2 separate regions of the Homo sapiens genome follow, and region 2 is linked to region 1. Evidence: chromatin contacts called from ENCODE Hi-C data. All regions are on one chromosome and are shown on one strand. The core of a region is the stretch at or near the end of the contact, and the rest is flanking DNA. Distances in the headings are between cores, read along the strand shown.

Region 1 (6,766 bases), core at 2,760-5,259:
TACTTTTTGTCTTTCTCCTTCAGTGTATAATGAATACCATTGCTTACATAAATGTTAAAGAATTATCTGCAGGAGAAAACTGAACCTTCTCAGTAAGCCAGCAGTAGATTAAAAGGCAAAGTTAGTGAGGTATTCTTCTCAGGGTTTTATCTTTTGCTCTTTAGTAAGCCATGGGAGTTATAGGTATAGAACTCATTCAGTGTTGGAAGACAGAGAGTGGAGGAGTGTTTCTAAGAAAATGAATATGTGGAGATTATAAGAAAGAAAATGACTTCATAAATCAGTTCAGGGTGAATGAAAGTTTGGATACTTTGCAGTCCTTTTTCAGCCTAGGTGTGTACTGTACTGACTTTTAGTTTCTCCCCAAAGATATGGAGAAATCTGCTGTATATTTGTGGCCCAACTCATGAATTCAGTGTACATGGATTATAGCTCTGTTAAAACGATCTTAGAAAAGCTAGGACTTTCTCTGTACATAGACTATAATATTGTCAACATGCATTTGAATAGATTGTCTGTATAGGCCACAACAGAAATGGACCTAAACCATAAAGTAGTAAACCATTTTTTTATTAATTGGTGAAATTGTGAAGTATAAGTACCTGTGATGGAGATGATCTTGTGTTCTAATGACATAGATGTAGATTATGTTCACATTTAAGTAAGAGGAACAACTATGTTACTAGCATTTACTATAGAAATGATATTGTTTTTGTGAGGATGTGTCAGAAGTTATTTTACTTGGGGATAAAATAGACTAAATAATGCTTGCAGGGTTTACCATGATGTCTAGCATGTGTGACGATGGCTTCATGGTTTTAGAGAATTCTTAGAATCTTTATTTTTTTAGTTTTTGCAGTGAATGAGAAAAGAAAAAATTATTGAGAAACTACTAAGGGTGAGGCATTGTGCTGGGTGCTTGGCAAATGCCATCTTATTTAATCCTCACATTGATCTTTTGAGCTAATGGGTAATATATTCCTTTTATGGATGAGGCCATTGGAGCTCAGAGAGACTAAATAACTTGCCTAAGTTTGTTACTAAATGGTGGATATGGGATTTGAATTTAGGTCTTTCTGATTCCAAAATTCATGGTTCTCCAATGTTGACTTACATGTGAACAAAGAGAAAAATGGGTATTACGTATATGTAACATTTCACTAGACTCTACTATTTTGAATTTTAGCCTATAAGGATAAAAACATAAGGCTTGAAGATTGGCCTCAAGCAGATCCTCAGTATTTCACCTGTGCACACATTAGTTTCTATTGTAAGAATATTCTACTCCTTGAGAACAGGTTTATGTCTTTTGCTTTACCTTAAACAATTGGTAAAGGGAAAACAGATGCAGATAATAATAGTAGTACGAGTTAAGGCCAAAGGGATGGCACACAGGCAGGAGGGTATGGCAACATCCTTAAAACTTTTGTTCAAGTGCAGAAATGCCATATTTAATGTCTTTCCTCCTATTTATTAAAAGACATATGTCTATGTATCTTACCAAGAGACTAATAATATCAGCAACAGCTAACACTGTTGAGCACTTAATCTGATCCAGGCCCTTTTCTAAGTATTTAGCATGCCTTCTTAGGCACTACGATTACCCTCATTTCACAGGTGAGAAAACTGAAAGTCAGAGAGTTTAGGTAACTTATTTGCCTAAGGTCAAATAGAATGTTATAGATTCAGGATTCAAACCCAGTCAGTTGAACTCCAAAGCTCAAGTTCTTAAACACTGTGATATTCTTCAGTACAATAAATGTACACATTAACTTACCTTGCTGGGGATGTTTCCTCCTCAAGAAGTCTGAAATTCTTCTCGATTGTTCTGACAGTGATAACCAGTTTCTCTCTTCAGTATCTGTTTTGCCACCGCTAAAAGTACAGCCTTTGATTTGAGAGCTAAACAATCTGTCACCACCATTAAGCATCAAATATATGTTTTATCCTTGGGGAAAAATTAAGATCATGGATAATGAACTCTTTGACTTTGTTTGTTTAATGCAAAAATAAATTGAACCTTGAACTTGATAAGACAAAATCTTTAGAGTTCACCTACATTCCTACATACAAAATGATACCCTTGTGGTACATCTTTTAATCACAGTATATTTAAGAGTTCTTCAATATCCCATATTTACAAAACAGGTAGTTAATAGTAATATTTGGTATCTATATTATTCTGTGGTTTCAAAATTTTGTCATTCCATTTTATTGATGGGTAAACTGAAGACTTAAAAATATTGTGATAAACAAAGAGTTTACCAAATGTACACCAAAAAAGAAAATACTAACCAAGACTCATATACAAAATGCTGAAAGTATTTGATTCCCTACTTGACTGGAGACATCTTGAAAAATTTTTTTATCATCAGTTGAATTTTTATAAAACATTTTTAGTTTACCTTTACTTGAATGTATTTAGAAAATCCAATATTTTTTAAAACCTACATTTAATCTTTGTCATGTGAAAAAAGTACAATTATCAGAATAATCAGAATAATATACTAAGAATTATAAGGAGCTAGTAGTGACTATATGCACAATACTGTATCAAATATTTGTAAACATTTTTATATTTAATCCTTATAGTTACCCTATCATGTAGGTATTCATCCCCCTATTTTATAGAATAAACTGTGGTTCATGAAGATTAGTAACCTGCTTAAGACAATATAACCAGGAAGCGATGGACCCAGAGTTTGATTCCAGATTTCATCCCAGAACCCAAGATTTCTTCCTGTATTGAACAACATTTACATTAGCTCAATTGTGCGATTACCTCTAGCAGAAAGGTAGAGGTATAAATGTCTTACAGAGCAGGAAAAGGAAAAAAGAAACTCCACAGTGATCTTTTAGGATTGACGTTCCAGAAACTCTATATATGGGCTTAAGTCTAAGATGAAAACTAAATCTCACTCCCAAATTCTCTGTAGGAAGATATGCCTGGGGGAAAAAAATGTTGACATAAATATTAGTCTAGATTCGTGCTGGTATACTTGGTTTTCTGAAAGCATTTAAAGGCATGAACTAAAAATGTTCTGCTACTCTAAATTTGTTTTTGTTTCTTTAAAATGCAAAAATAAGCAAGTATGGGTTTTATTGATTTTAAAATCAATTAGAATTCTACCAGATTATAAAAAGTATCACAAAATGTCAACCAGCAAGGATGCCTGTGCAGGCAATTGGGCTGACATGTTTATTGTAATGTGAACGTGCAGAAACTGGACCATACAAAAGGCCAAATGGGTCCATTCCAAATCAATCTTTTAAAGCAACTTGAGGGAAACAAGGCATATTGGTCCTAGAACAAAATAGAATCAGCAAAGCCTTTGACGTAGATCTTCATACAGATAAAATGCATCTGGGTGCAAACACGTTTTTCTCAACATGTTCTTACCTATGTCATCTAAAAAATAGTATTCTTGAACTTTCGGGTAATAGTGCTTGTCTTAGAACAGAATTAGGCCTACCTTGGACCATATCCAAAGAGAAGGTTTGGTTCCAAAAGTACCTTGAAAGGAGTTCATTGTAACGTGATTTCCTATAAAGGCAGTCAGAAGTGTGGACTGAAGACAGTTTTGAGGGATAAAACTTGCTTTAAAATTTCAAATTAACATGAACATTTTTTTTTTTAAACAAAACTTTCCTTGTGCTGGAAGGGGAGGTGAGACAATCACAAAATGTGGGTCACACAATCACTATGTGGGTTGTTTACATAGTTTTTGACTAGTTTGGAACAGTGGTAGCAGAGAGTGTTTTGAACTCTGTTTACCACAAGTAACAAAATCAAAATAAATATTCAGCTGGCTTCATAATGAAGCAAATATTTTCTGTATTATATAGTAATGAAAGTCAGTGTGCATGGTAAATAAAGGTTGCTCAAGGGCTCCGTGAGAAAAAGCCAAATGCCGAATGACAGCCAGAATTCTACTACAGAGCAAAGAGAGCCTGGAAATGTGTCACAATCCCTGAAGCTGAATGTTGTGCCGTGTTTGGTTTGGTGCTTGCTTTATTTTGTAGAAAGGGGAAAGTGTTCAGTGCCGGTAGGACTGGCTTCATGCCCTTGGTGTCATTACTCATTGAAATAATGGGGAAAATGAGAGCCAAACCTGTGGGGAAGAGGGAGGGAGGGAGACTTCACAAATACCTCAGTTCAGTATTTAAAAGGAAGGGACAAAAATAGAACCACTAAAAGAAAGTAAAGCAATGACATTGTCCTGGATGGGGGAATCAGGCTGTTAGAGGCACCTGATGCAAAACAAAATGTCTCGCAATTATAAGTGTGTGTTTGGAGGCTTAGCAGGACATACACTGCTAAAGAGTCCTCAGGGAGCTCTTTGCTAGACCCTTTCTGAATGTCTATTGCTGTTCATTCTTTCTTGAAATAGAGTACCTTCCTCCGGAGAGTCTCATAAGCCTCTCTGCCAAATGAGTTTGCTTCCTTTCTCTATATGCATGCCCCTCAGGGGCCTGGTGACAGTAGCTCTTTGAATGCAGAAGAGCCCAAACTTTGATGTATAAAAAATTGCAGGTGTCGAGCACACATGGTTGTGCATTTGTGGGATGTGAGCAATTTGGTTTGGTTTATGGGTTTCAGTCCAAAGCTTTGAAAACTTTGGAAAACACTTTTCAAGACCACCAAAACAAGAGATTTGTGTGCGTGCTCGCTCTCGCTCTTTCTCTCTCTCTCTCTCTCTCTCTGCCATAAAGTATTTGCCCAGAAAACAAGAGAAAACAAAAATCAATTAATAAACAAAACCCCAAGCCTCAGTAATAAATTCTTTTATACACTTAGGAATACCCAGTTAAGAACCACTCTGGGTATTTTGTTCTTTTATGATGATTTTGTTGAGCTGCTCAGGAAGAATGTTAAGGAGGAGGCTTGGAGAAAGAAGTTTGGCATGGACAGTCAAGGTTCTGCTGCCAGCCAGCCAGTGTGGGAAGGACACAGGACACTGGATGAGCTAGCCATCCACCTGCTGTCAGGGGAAAATTATTGCTATTGTAACCACAAACTGAGAAGTTTGAAACTAGGACAATGAGATCAGGGCCAAATGTCACAACTGCCAGGGAGAAAAGGGAAAGAATTATAAAGGTCATGACCTACCTTTCCAAATTTTTACTTTTAAACCCCTAAAAGAATTTAGAAAATATCGACCACAGGCACATTTGTAAGTTGGCATTTAAAATTCATCATCATAAGTTGAAATAGTTGCAAAGGAAGTTATATCTGGAAAATTATAAATATTAATTGTAGATGTTTCTGCTAGAATGTAAATACCATGCCAGTTAGATACTCAGTTATTCATAAAAGTAAATATATTGGACATTTATCTCATTTTCTTTTCTCTTTAGACTCATGCTATCATAACGTAGTATATTTTATGATTGAAAGTTTTCCTCTTTCTGCAAAATAAAAAAGAACCAAAAGTATGGCTGCCCAGGTATACCTTACTGCAAAAAATATATAGAAAGTAAAATTTAATTTTAAAGTTTAATTTTAAAAAATGCTCTATGGTTACAAGGCTCGAATGTTTAAAATTTATGTGAGTGATATATTATTTCAAGTATTATTAATATCAAATAATAGCACAAATAATATAAATTTTTATACTATGCTTTATTGAAAATACTAAATAAAATATATGGGGGTTTTCTTTTCTCTTAAGTAGTTCATCAGTGGATAAACATTTCTTGCCAGAGTGAGACACAGTTACTCATAAATCCTGTTTTTAACTTCCGCATTTATTCATGTGAGTGAGAAGAGCACTGATTATATAAAAAGCATGAGTTGGGGGGATTTAGGGAGGAATTCTGAAATAGCATAAATTCTTTGAACTTTTTCTGAGTTGTATGTCAAAAATCACTTAGTAATTAATGATCAAAAATTAAATTTAGTTTATCAGCTAGCAACTCTATTATATAATTTAAAAATATAATTATATAATTTATATTTAAAAATCTAAATAGCTTGACATGCAAAATGATTTGTAAAACAGTGATTAGAGCCAACACAGTCGTAGAGCCATTTGCCTTCTTTCTTTCTGGAATGTATAATACTAAAGGGCTTTACCAAGACTTAACATATGACTATTAATTATATCTGTTGGTTTTTCTCTTAGAGGAAACTTGTTTAACTTAATATATTCAGAAATAATTAGGATAATTGAAATATAGCTAATATATCTTTGGCAATACATTTTATTTTGATAAAATGATATTATCACATCCTGTGTTTTAAATATACTGTTTCCAATACTTTGTAATTGCAAAGACACATATCAGATAAAGGACTTGTGTCTAGAATATGTAAAGACCTCTCACAACTCAGTAATAGGAAAATAACCCAATAAAAATTAGACAGAAGATCTAAACAGAAAATAGATACAGATGATAGATGCAGGTGTCAAATTAGCACATGAAAAGCTTTTTCAACGTTATTAGTCATTAGGCAAATGCACAGTAAAACCACAATAATACACTACTATATACCTAGTGGAATGGCTGGCATTTTAAAAACTGGCAGTAGTAAGTGCTGGCAAGGTTGCAGAAAAACTCTCTGACATGGCAGTGAGAATGCAAAATGGGAGAGTGCTTCAGAAAATAGGTTGGCAGCTGCTTACATTAAGTTAAATATACACCTAGCATAAAATTCAGCAATCCCATTCCTAGGTATTTATACAAGAGAATGAAAAGATTTCTCCATGCAAATATATGTACAGGAATGTTTGTAATAGATTTATTCATAATCACCAAGAACTGG
Region 2 (6,766 bases), core at 2,609-5,108, 730 kb after region 1:
GGCATGAGCCACCGTGTCCAGCCCAACAAGCCACCACTAGGAAACAGATGCAAGCCACACACTGGGGAAAAATTATTAACAAAATATATATCAGATAAGGCTGCAGTATCTAGGATATATAAGGAATTCCTACAACTCAGTAATAAAAAGACAACTCATTTTTTTGAAAGGGAAAAATATTTCAATAGATACTTCACCAAAGTAGGTATGTGGCTGGTCGTGGTGGCTCACGCCTCTAATCCCAGCACTTTGGGAGGCCAAGGCAGACAGATCACCTGAGGTCAGGAGTTCAAGACCAGCCTGGGCAACATGGCAAAACTCCGTCTCTACTAAAAATACAAAAATCAGCCAGGCATGGTGGCGTGCGCCTGTAATCCCAGCTACTTGGGAGGCTGAAGCAGGAGAATAGCTTGAACCTGGGAGGCGGAGGTTGCAGTGAGCCCAGATCATGACACTGCACTCCAGCCTGGGTGAAACACACACAGACACACACACACACACACACACACACACACACACTAATAATAATAAAAAGAAGATATGTGAGTGTCCAGTAGCACATGAAAAGATGGTCAACATCATTGGTGTTCAGGGAAATGCAAACTAAAACCTGAATGACATACTGCTACACACCCACCGGGATGGCAAAAATTTTTTAAATAGTGAGGATGTGGAGCACCAAAACCTCATACACTTATTAGTGGTCATTAAAACTTAAAAGTATTTTAAGAAAAACTATTTGTGACTTTCCTCTGAATTTTCTTCATATCTATCAACATACACTACAGGCAGGCAAAGAGGAGAAGGATGGGGGCAGTGGGGGATGGGAATCTCAGGAAAAATGGAAAAAGTTTTCCAAGGACGGAGGTGAAACAGAGAGAAAAATAATGGGAGGAAAGTAAATAATAGAGACAAGAGGAAAACAGTAGGAGGCAGAAGCAAACTGTGAGCTACAGAAGGAAGAGGCAGTTAGGAGGAGAATAGACATGTGAAATCAAAGTGTGAAAATGAGATGATATATAAAGTGCCTAAAATAGCACCTGGCATATAGGATTACATAATATTCAAATACAGTTATTAACTAGAAATCAGAGGGAAAAGTAAAAAAATGTCAAGTATTCTATAGCTGCTTTTTTTTGTTTTTTTTTGTTTGTTTGTTTTGTTTTGTTTTGTTTTTTGAGACGGAGTCTCACTCTGTAGCCCAGGCTGGAGCGCAGTGGCGCAATCTTGGCTCACTGCAACCTCCGCCTCCCGGGTTCAAGTGATTCTCCTGCCTCAACCTCCCAAGTAGCTGGAATTACAGGCATGGGCCACCATGCCCAACTAATATTTGTATTTTTAGTAAAGACTGGGTTTCACTATGTTGGCCAGGCTGGTCTTGAACTCCTCACCTCGGGTGATCCACCCACCTTGGCCTCCCAAAGTGCTGAGATTACAGGTGTGAGCCACTGCACCCAGCCGATAGCTGCTTATTGAATAAATGTTTAGGTGCCCTAGTGATGCATAAAGTACATTGGTTCTGTAAGTGTTCTGTGCTAAATTAGCATTGTATATTGCTAACGTTAGTTCCCCCCAACCCCATAGTTCTATTTCTATCTTAATTTGAGCCTGTTATTGTTTTAGGTCTATTGTTGAGGCAGCAGCAAGGAATATTCAGGATGTAATTTGGTTTCTCATTTCCTGGCAACAATCACGTGAGAGGCAAATGAGAGGCTTTTGCTGAAAGGCTTTTTAAATCTGTAGTAATGAGAACAAATATTAAGTAATCCACTTGTGGATAAATAAAAGTTGCAGTGCTATGATTCAATCTTCATCTGATGAAACCAAAGTTCATTATGAAAACATAATTACACTCAAGATTCTGTACTGGGGCAGGGCTTGGTGACTGATGCCTATAATCTTAGCACTTTGGGAGGCCGAGGCAGGAGGATCCCTTGAGCCCAGGAGTTTGAGACCAGCCTGGGCAACATAGGGAGACCCTGTCTCTATCTTAACAACAACAAAAAAAGATTCTGTACTGAAATGTGATGTGAGGTTGGAACACTTACTGCATGGGAAAGTTGCAGGCGATGTCTGAGTTTCCCTGTGCAGGTTGTGAAACATACAACCAATTAAAAATTACTTTATGGCCAGGTGCGGTGGCTCACACCTGTAATCCCAGTACTTTGAGAGGCCGAGGCGGGCGGATCATGAGGTCAGGAAATTAAGACCATCCTGGTTAACACAGTGAAACCCCGTCTCTACTAAAGATACAAAAAATTAGCCAGGCGTGGCACGCTCTTGTAGTCCCAGCTACCTGGGAGGCTGAGGCAGGAGAATCGATTAAACCCAGGAGGCAAAGGTTGCAGTGAGCCAAGATCGCGCCACTGCACTCCAGCCTGGGCAACAAAGCAAGACTCAGTCTCAAAAAAAAAAAAAAATTACTTTAAAGCACTCCTCAAGTATAAATAAATATCAGCATTCTGAAAAATGAAGGGGACTGAAGGTGGTGAGTGCCAGCACATTTTTCTTCCCCAAGAGGAAAAAGAGATATGGCAAAGGATGCCGATTGAATGATAAGATGCCTAGTGTGGTTGGTGCAGGACTACCCTCATGTGTTTGGCAGTATAAGCGGGCCTTTAATCACCCACCTGCCGGTTGTCATACTTCGCATCACCCCTCTCCCCATCACGGGGAAGGGGAGGACATGTCCCTTCCCCAACTCGTGTCTGCCAAAAATGCATTCATGCTACTATTGTTATTCCTTCTCATGCCAAATCTCATCTGTTTATTAGCCTAGGACCTGGGGCAGGGGGCAGTAAGGTTGGGGGATCACTTGAGCCCAGGAGGTCAAGGCTGAAGTGAGCCATGATAGTGCCACTGCACTCCAGCCTGGGTGACAGAGCGAGACCATGTCTCAAAAAAAAAAAAAGACAGAAATTTCTAAATTGTCTTCTATTAACAGTAATCATAAACCAGTGTACACTCTCACTAAAAATATATGAGAATGCCTATTATTCTAAACCAAATATCAGAACTGTTGATATTTACCATGTAAGTTAAAATAGCATCTTTTTGTAGTTTAGTGTGCATTTCTTTTATTATGAAGAAGATTGGGAATCTTTTCCAGAATTTGGGGAGGTAGGTGGGTAAACAAACACAATACAAAAGTACTGTGACAAAGAGTTTTCTAGGAAGGTCAGATAAGGTCCCACAGAGGAGGTGGCATTTGATCTAGGTCCTGAAGGATGAGGGGGAATTCCGCCATGGAGCTTATTGATCCTGGTATGTAGTCAGCCAAAATGTTCAACAACTATATGTTGACTTAAGTGATAAAATCAGCCAGGTGCAGTGTCCCACGCCTGCAATCCTAATCCCAGCACTTTGGGAAGCTGAGGTAGGAGGACCCCTTGACTGCAGGTGTTCAAGACCAGCCTAGACAACACAGGGAGACCTCATGTTTCCAAAAGACACAAAAATTAGCCTGGTGTGGTGGCCCGCGCCTGTAAGTCCCAGCCACTCTGAAGGCTGAGGCAAGAGGATGACTTGAGCCCAGGAGCTTGAGGCAGCAGTGAGCTGTGACTATGTCAATGTACTCCAGCATGGGGAACAGAGACTCTGTCTGAAAAAAATAAAAAGAAGTTATAAAATTGAGATGTTTGGGTTGAGGTGAGAGGATTGCTTGAGTCTAGGAGTTCAAGGTTGCAGTGAGCTATAATTGCACCACTTCATTCTAACCTGGGCTACAGAGCAAGACCCTGTCTCCTTAAATAAATAAATAAATAAACACATATATAAGACATATAGGCAACAAGTTTTCTGGATGGCTAAGGGGATTTTTTGCTATACGTGGCAAGACACTGACACACAAATACCAGTACACGATTAAGCAAGCCACCCAGTATGACTGGGTCAGTCCCGGGGGAACTGGGCAGGAGCTTTATAGTGTACATCTGGTTTCTTCTACTTTTTGGATGTTGAGCGACATCTAATGGCCAAATAGGAAAAAGTCTATGTTTTCAGTTTCTTCTTTTCCTTTCCTTCTTTCTTTCCCTTCCTTCCTTCCTTTCTCTTTTTCTTTCTTTCTCTCTCTTCCTTCCTTCTTTCCTTTCTCTCTCCTTCCTTCCGTCCTTCCTTCCTTGTTTCATTCTCTCTCCTTCCTTCCTTCCTTTCTTTCTATCCCTTTCTCTCTTCCTTCCTTCCTCTATTTTTTCCTCCCTCCCTTCCTTCCTTTCTTCCTCTCCTTCCTTTCTTCTTTTTCTTTTCTCTCTGTCTCTCCCTCCCTTCCTTTTCTTTCTTTCTTTCTTTCTTTCTTTTTTTCTTCCTTTCTTTTTTTGACAAGGTCTCACTCTGTTGCACAGACTGGAGTGCAGTGGCACAGTCACAGCTCACTGCAGCCTTGATGTCCCGGGTTCATATGATCCCCCCACCTCAGCCTCCTGAGTAGCTGGGACTATAGGCATGTGCCACCACGCCTGGCTAATTTTTCCGTTTTTTGGCTGCCCAGGCTGGTCCAGTATTTTATTTTCAAAGAAAATTCTCTTGTAGGAACACATACACAACCTAAAAAAAAGTTTCTCCAGATTTAAGGAAAACTTGAGTCTTATTTTTCCCTGTGAACATAGAAGAAAACTGAATAAATTAGAGGTAAGCTAATTTTTTTTTTTTGAGACTATTTCTCTCTTGTTGCCCAGCCTGGCATGCAATGGCAATGATCTCGGCTCACTGCAACCTCACCTCCCGGGTTCAGGCGATTCTCCTGCCTCAGCCTCCCGAGTAGCTGGGATTACAGGCATGCACCACCATGCCCGGCTAATTTTTGCATTTTTAATAAAGACGGGGTTTCACCATGTTGGTCAGGCTGGTCTCGAACTCCTGACCTCAGGTGATCCACCTGCCCTGGCCTCCCAAAGTTCTGGGATTACATGCGTGAGTCACTGCACCCGGCCAGAGGTAAGTTAATTTGTGTGGTAATTTTCTTTTCTTTTTTCTTTTTCTTTTTTTCTTTTTTTTTTTTTGAGACAGAGTCTACCGAGTCTTGCTCTGTCACCCAGACTGGAGTGCAGTGGTGCAATCTCAGCTCACTGCAACCTCTCTCCCCCGGGTTCAAGCGATTCTGCTACCTCAACCTCCCAAGTAGCTGGGATTACAGGCGCCTGCCACCGCGTCCGGCTAATTTTTGTATTTTTAGTAGAGATGGGGTTTCAGCATCTTGGCCAGGCTGGTCTTGATCTCCTGACCTCGTGATCCACCCACCTCGGCCTCCCAAAGTGCTGGGATTACAGGCGTGAGCCACTGTGCCCGGCCTTGTGTGGTAATTTTCATCAAATGAAATAGAAAAAAAAGATGTTAGAATTGGAAGAGACCTTACATCCAATCTCCTCATTGTGTCAATAAGGAAATTTATGTCCAGAGAGAAATGATTTGCCCAAAGCCACACAGCTAGAGAGTTATTAATGCTGTAATATAGTCGTGATTTTGCTACAATGAAGAGAGGAACAGTGAATATATTTACCCATCCATTTGCAAAGCAAAAAAAAAAGGGCAAATACTTTCTGATTACTTTAAAACCTAATAATGTATAATATTGGCCATGCATGGAATTTAATACTATAATGCTCAATAATATAGTAGTTACTGGCAATTAGGGTCTTGGCCTAGGGTATTTGATTTTTCAGGCCAATAGTGGACAAAAACAGACAAATTCCTATGAATGCCAGACTACATTTCAAAAGACCCAAGTAAGATTTTGACCTCTGTAACCTGAGAGTTGCTTCCCTAATATTTCTCTTTGCCTCTTATCTGACAATAGGCAAAGTTGAGGTAGGAGATGAGTATCAAACCACATCATTTAATCAACCAACCCGTAAACATGTATATATCCCCTTTTGTATGTTTAGCATCACAAGGATTGTGGGGACACAACTGTATACATAATGGAGAACAAGTCATGGTGAACTCACTTCTCCTACCTGTTGATAGGAGTTGAATCAAAAGCAGCTTTGAGGTAGAAGGGAAGTTACAACAATACTATAACCACTCTTGCAGATATATTTATTAACTCATTGGTAAGTATTTGTTGAGTATCTACTATATACCAGTGCTAGGGATACAACAGAAATCCAGACCCAAACTCTCCATGAAGCTTATAACCTGGTAACTATATGCCAACAATTGTGATAAGTGCTACAAAAAGAAAGTACTGACCGGGCGCGGTGGCTCATGCCTATAATCCTAGCACTTTGGGGGGCCGAGGCAGGTGGATCACCTTAGGTCAGGAGTTCAAGACCAGCCTGGCCAACATGGTGAAACCCCATCTCTACTAAAAATACAAAAATTAGCCAGGCGTGGTGGCACATGCCTGTAATTCCAGCTACTTGGGAGGCTGAGGCAAGAGAATCACTTAAACCCGGGGGGTGGAGGTTACAGTGAACTGAGATCGCACCACTTCACTCCAGCCTGGGCGAAAAAGCGAAACTCCATCTCCAAAAAAAAAAAAAAGAAAGAAAAAAGATGATGCTTTGGACCAGAGTGGTATAGAAGGAAGTGGTGAGAAGGGTTTGGATTCCGGAAATATTTTTAAAATAATATCAACAGATATTGTTGATACTTTAATGTGGGGTATGAGAGAAAGAGAGGATTTAGGGATGATGCCAAGATTTTTGGCTTGAACTATTGGAAGGGTGGAGTTAGTGGCTGGGCACGGTGCTCACACCTATAATCTCAGCACTTTGGGAGGCCAAAGGGGAGCGAAATGCTTGAAGCCATGAGTTCGAGACCAGCCTGG

The links. A loop is a pair of places that touch in the nucleus more often than their neighbours do. Pooled maps may share reads with other maps.
Region 2: a loop to region 1 is called in a map of naive thymus-derived CD4-positive, alpha-beta T cell, with 14 times the contacts of the local background. The contact joins two enhancer-like sites. A Hi-C loop is called at or near these places in 2 of 168 maps with a recorded cell type or tissue (endothelial cell of umbilical vein and naive thymus-derived CD4-positive, alpha-beta T cell), 2 of 37 single-sample maps with no recorded cell type and 14 of 50 pooled maps.

Annotation. Positions count from the first base shown.
Region 1 is chr9:18,443,347-18,450,112 of GRCh38, forward strand. It overlaps a transcript of ADAMTSL1 not described here. Among named protein-coding and RNA genes, the nearest start is that of ADAMTSL1, 27 kb to the right of the region's middle. Within about 2 kb of position 4,010, at least 6 of the 41 ENCODE cell types and tissues checked have a DNase peak (open chromatin) inside an H3K27ac peak, as active enhancers do.
Region 2 is chr9:19,170,478-19,177,243 of GRCh38, forward strand. No RefSeq gene overlaps it. Among named protein-coding and RNA genes, the nearest start is that of PLIN2, 46 kb to the left of the region's middle. Within about 2 kb of position 3,859, at least 3 of the 41 ENCODE cell types and tissues checked have a DNase peak (open chromatin) inside an H3K27ac peak, as active enhancers do.